Linked DNA regions of Homo sapiens: region 2 is linked to region 1. A link is a contact called in ENCODE Hi-C or POLR2A ChIA-PET data. All regions are on one chromosome and are shown on one strand. The core of a region is the stretch at or near the end of the contact, and the rest is flanking DNA. Distances in the headings are between cores, read along the strand shown.

Region 1 (2,747 bases), core at 96-2,595:
TAAAAAAAAAAAAAAAAAAAAAAGGAAAAAAAGAAAGAAAATATATTTAGCTATAGTGCCAGATCATGTTCTATAATTAAATTTTCTCTAGTGTGCTCTCCCCACACCCCCGCCGACTTGATGATTGCCTTTGCATTTTTTACCCATATACTATTCATCTTTTTATCCTTACAGGTTATTTTTCCCTACTTGTTTTCACTGGATCTAGTACATGTCTGCTAGTAGTTGTTCACAAATGATCAAATACAAATTTATTAGGTAATTTATTGATTTCATTTTTTCCTGGAGACTTCCTTCCCAGAGCCATCCATCTGTCAGCCTGCACTATTTGCCCTCCAGGCCTCCTTCTTAGACCCGCTGTACTCCTCTTTCTTGGATTACTCTGTGTTTAATTAGAGCACACCATTCAGTAATTTTCAGAAAACTCTCTGTTTATGTCTTATTGCCTTACTGAAACTCACTTTTGATAACAGACTAAAATGGCATTCTAGGGTAAGTGTCTTTTACCCACCAAACAATGAAGACATTATTTCATTGACTACTAGTATCACAGTGATGCTGTGAAGAAATATGATTCTGTTTTGATTCCTATTTGTGGCAGAGGCTTCTATTTCTCTTTCAGTATCCATTTTTTTCCTTAGTAAAATAATGCCTAACTTTTAGCCTGGCTGGAGATGACATTCCCTAGCCCTCCTTGCAGCACTTTATGGACATGTAACTAAGTTCGGCCAGTGGAGTGTTGAGTTGAAATGATATTTTCCACTTTCGGATTATGCCTGGAAGGAATCAGCAGCCAATGGCCTTTCCCATTCCCTTCTTCCCCATGGACAGGTGCAGACATGATCGGGGGACCTGGCTGCCACCTTGAATTCTGGGTTGGAAGCTGTGTGATGAGGTTCCCAGAGCTGCCATTCTTGCTCTGGACTTTACCTCTGAACTGTGATATGAGTTCAGAATAAATTTCTGCCTTGATTATGCCACTCCACTTTTATACATATTTCTATATTAACACTGCTTAGATTCTTCATTATTATAGTTTCTTTGTATATGACCTGTTAAACCAAGTTTAACCTAAAGTTTCCTCCTTACATATTTTAAGTTTGAACTAAAGGTTTCTCTGTACATAGTGAACTATAACCTAAATGGAGAGATAAACACTGTAACCTACTCTTGCACCAATCACCGAGTTTTGGCTAATCAAGCTGTTAAACAGTGTTCAAATAAGGCTGGGCTGTAACCAATCCAGCTTTTTGTGTATCTCTTTTTGGTTTTCTGTCCGTCACTTTCCTTTTTCTGTCCATAAATCTTTTTCCACCACGTGGCTGTGCTGGAGCCTCTGAGTCTACTCTGGCTCTGGAGGCTGCCCAATTCACAAATAATTCTTTTGCCCAGTTAAACTCTGCAAAGTTGCTTTGTCTAAGGTTTTTCTTTGAACAGATACCTTGGATTTTTTTTTTCATTTCCTCTGTCTCTGAAAGTTTTAGGATCCTCTTTTTATCCCCTGCTTTCATGCTTAGAGTCCTGTCACAAGCTTTTAAAATTCAGGGTGCTGGGTACTCTGTGTCTTTTAAATCTGAATGATTGTGTTTTTCAGTTTCATAGAATGTTTTGTGTTATTTATTCAAGGAGTAACTCCTTTTCATTTTCTCTGTAGTTTCTATTTGAAATTTTATCATTTAGCATTGTCACCTTTCCTGAAGTCTTTTCTTTTCTTATTTCCAATTGTTTGCTTGTACTCATCTTCACTTTCTGGATTTCATCTTTTAACCCTTTTGGTGCATTTCTCTAAAAAATTAAAGCCATATTATTTTCCATTTCCAAGAGCTCTTTCTCATTATTCTTTTTATTTCTGTGAAGATGTTTATTATAGGTTTTGATTTTCTTTCATGTTTATGTGATCCTGTTTGTGTTGTCTTTTTTATGTTGGAGACTGTCAAATGTTTGGTGATGTGTGGCTGTTGGTATAAGAGTGAAATGGCTCTAAGTGGACTGGCACGACTTGTCAACAGAGGGTGACTGGGTTGCAAGTAAGCCTTAATTTTTTTAAAATTGATGCATAACAAATGTATATAGTTTCAGGCCATTTGTGATAATTTAATACATTCATATAATTTGCAAAGATTAAACCAGCGTAATTGGGATATGCATCACCATAAATATTTATATTTTCTTTCTGCTAAAACCATTCCTATTCTTCTCTCCTAGCTATTTTGAAATGTGCAATAGATTACTGTAACCCATAGATACCTTACTGATCTACAAGCAAGTCTTTTTCAGTGGGGGCACACCCACATGTCAGCATCCTGAAAACTCTTCTCCAGAGCAGAGTAATTCCTCAAGAGGAGAGTTCTATAGTTTACCAGGAGAAGGAGATATCACATGTATACTCCAAACTAGCTTTCACATATAAAGATATTGATTCACTTTAGCAAGCCAATGGTTTTGAATATTTTCCCCTAGCAGTTATGGCATATGTATGTGTGTTTATATACTAATATGGTTTGTCCGTGTCCCCACCCAAATCTCATCTTGAATTGTAGCTCCCATAATTCCCATGGGTTGTGGGAGGGACAGGGTGGGAGATAATTTGAATCATGGAAGCAGTTCCCCTATACTGTTCTTGTGGTAGTGAATAAGTCTCACAAGATCTGATGGTTTTATACTGGGTTTCTCCTTTCACTTGGCTCTCACTCTCTCTTGCCTGCTACCATATAAGATGTGCCTTTCACCTTCCACCATGATTGTGA
Region 2 (2,747 bases), core at 104-2,603, 63 kb before region 1:
AATCATTTGCTCCTGGGTGAAACCCTGTCATCAAGGAACTCCCATGCTTTCCAAATATCAATGCTGCCAACTTCCCAAAGACCAAAACATCACAATTCCCCCATATTTACAAGTTAAAGCAAGCCACGAGTAAGAGAGGAACTGAACCACCCGGGAAAGGCTGCAGCAAAACAGGAAGTTATAAACAAGACTCTCAATTCACTATTCTTCGCTGATGTGGGTGCACAGAACACAGAGCCCATTCTTGAGGATTAGACTCAATGATGCTAACATTTGCCTTGCTTGATGAACTCCTCCCCTGAGGCTGACTTTACCTTAAGCGCACCACAGAGTTCAACAGTGTCTGCATCATCAACCACGGTAATTCGAAAATTTGGAGTCTGCAGAAGTTCTTTGAAGAGAAGGCCGTTCTCCATTACTTTGCTGCCTGTTGAAAGGTTAGACAACAAGGATATTAATAACAGCCTCTAATCTTAATTTTCACACCTAATACACTTTAAAATAAGTTTCTACTTACTATAAAAGTAACATGTTCATGATAGGATATTTAGAAAACACATAGGAGCAGAAATAAAGTAAAAATATCCCGTTTCCAATCGAGGTGATCATTTACAATTTGACATACATTTTTAACTGACCGAATGTGAATCTAAAGTTTTTTTTGGCCAGACACGATGACTCACACCTGTAATCCCAGCACTTTGGGAGGCTGAGGCGGGCAGATCACGAGGTCAAGAGATTGAAGCCATCCTGGCTAACATGGTGAAACCCCATCTCTACTAAAAATACAAAAAATTAGCTGGGCGTGGTGGCACGTACCTGTGGTCCCAGCTACTCAGGAGGTTGAGGCAGGAGCATCGCTTGAACCCAGGAGGTGGAGGCTGTAGTGAGCTGAGATCTCACCACTGCACTCCATCCTGGGCAACAGAGCGAGACTCTGTCTCAAAAAAAAAAAAAAAAAAAAAGAAAAAAGCATGATTGTCAACAAGTAAAACTACACCAAGAAGTGACACAATGTCAAAATAATCCAGGCCATCTGAGGGTTGAGAGAGGGTGGGGAGTGGATGAAATGAGACTGGCCAGGAGTTAATCATTTCTAAAGATGGGTGACGGGCATGTGAGGTTCGTGATACTACTCTACTTTTCTGAAAAGTTTCATAATAAAACACAATATCTACACCCAATACTTAGAAACACAGTCTACTCTGTAGCATTACTGTTCTTTCATTTAGCTGAGTTCCCCTTTTCCAAATGTTAGAACTATGTCAGTTTGTGCAAACTGTTCTCTTCCTTTTTAAACAGTCCACCAGGCTGTCTAGGTGACTCTGTGCAACACTGTTGCATCATCTGGGTTGGGTAAACCAGCCCCTGGCCCCTACATCATATTACAGCCTCATCGTGTCTCCTCCCACTGCTCAGTGCCTCCAACATGAAGCATGCTCCTGAACATTGCAGACCAGCCCCTCCCTCAAGTCACTTTAATCCAGCCATCTGCAGCTGGAAACTTGGGTTGCTGGTGAACAAACTGAGGAATGGGCAGGGGAAGGCACACTCTTGGCTTGCCATAGATACAAGGTAGGGTCTATGGGTTCCTTTGTGGCTGCAAATAACGCAATGCCCATCCAAGAGGTGGGCTTGATTTATAGCAATCTCATATTTTCTCAAAGGTACCTTTTAAAATTTATTACCTTAAATCATGGATAATAGGTAGTAACTTTATTTATTTATTTATGAGACAGAGTTGCTGTGTTGCCCAGGCTAGAGTGCAGTGGCACTATCTCAGCTCACTGCAACCTCCACCTCCCAAGCTCAAGCGATTCTCCCGCCTCAGCCTCCTGAGTAGCTGCAACTATAGGCATGCGCCACCATACTCGGCTAAGTTTTGTATTTTTAGTAAAGATGGGGTTTCGCCATGTTGGCCAGGCTGGTCTCGAACTCCTGACCTCCAGCAATCCACCTGCCTTGGCCTTCCCAAGTGCTGGGATTAAAGGCATGAGCCACCGCACCCGGCCCGCGAATTTTATTATTAATATAATACCAGTCATAAGCCAGCGCGGTGGCTCATGCCTGTAATCCCAGCACTTTGGGAGGCTCAGGTAAGTGGATTACTTGAGGTCAGGAGTTCGAGACCAGCCTGGTCAGCATGGCGAAATCCCATCTCTACAAAAAATTCAAAAATTAGCCTGGCGTGGTGGTGTGTGTGTGTGTGTGTGTGTGTGTGTGTGTTCCCAGCTACTCAGGAGGCTGAGGCATTAGAATCATTTGAGCCCAGGGGGCGGAGGTTGCTGTGAGCCGAGATCACGCCACTGCACTCCAGCCTGGGCAACAGCGTGAGACTCCATCTCAAAAACAACAACAACAACAACAACAAACCCCAGTAATAAACAGTGACATGGCAAGCAGGGACTCAGGGCATCTGTACAGAACAGCTAATGCCGGACAGCCATGTGGGAAGGTTGCCCAAAACTCAATGTAAACCAAAGACAGGAAAATCCCCTTTCTCTGTCACACCAAGTTTTAGAGGCAATTAACCTATGTAATAAAACTCCTTCAAAACCCTTATTTTAGTTTGTGATTCCATATGTGTTTGTGTGCTTACAAGTTCCATAAGGAGCTTATGTATTCTAGACATTTGGCACCATGCCTGATACATAAGAGGGTTTGAAAAATATTTGTGGAATGACTGGATTAAAAGCCTCAGAGTCTGTGGTATGCCCCAAGAACGAAAGGAGACCTTACCACAAGAG

The links. A loop is a pair of places that touch in the nucleus more often than their neighbours do. ChIA-PET counts read pairs that join two places held with the same protein, here RNA polymerase II (POLR2A). Pooled maps may share reads with other maps.
Region 2: a map of PC-3 shows a loop between it and region 1 (5-fold over the local background). The contact joins two enhancer-like sites. A Hi-C loop is called at or near these places in 5 of 168 maps with a recorded cell type or tissue (CD8-positive, alpha-beta T cell, Caco-2, PC-3 and 1 more), 1 of 37 single-sample maps with no recorded cell type and 6 of 50 pooled maps. POLR2A ChIA-PET finds 5 or more read pairs at or near these places in 1 of 52 experiments (GM12878).

Annotation. Positions count from the first base shown.
Region 1 is chr3:32,081,454-32,084,200 of GRCh38, reverse strand. No RefSeq gene overlaps it. Among named protein-coding and RNA genes, the nearest start is that of GPD1L, 24 kb to the left of the region's middle. Within about 2 kb of position 1,345, at least 2 of the 41 ENCODE cell types and tissues checked have a DNase peak (open chromatin) inside an H3K27ac peak, as active enhancers do.
Region 2 is chr3:32,144,302-32,147,048 of GRCh38, reverse strand. GPD1L (glycerol-3-phosphate dehydrogenase 1 like) reads right to left here. Exons shown (of 8, transcript NM_015141.4): 5 at 315-427. Among named protein-coding and RNA genes, the nearest start is that of GPD1L, 39 kb to the right of the region's middle. Within about 2 kb of position 1,353, at least 3 of the 41 ENCODE cell types and tissues checked have a DNase peak (open chromatin) inside an H3K27ac peak, as active enhancers do.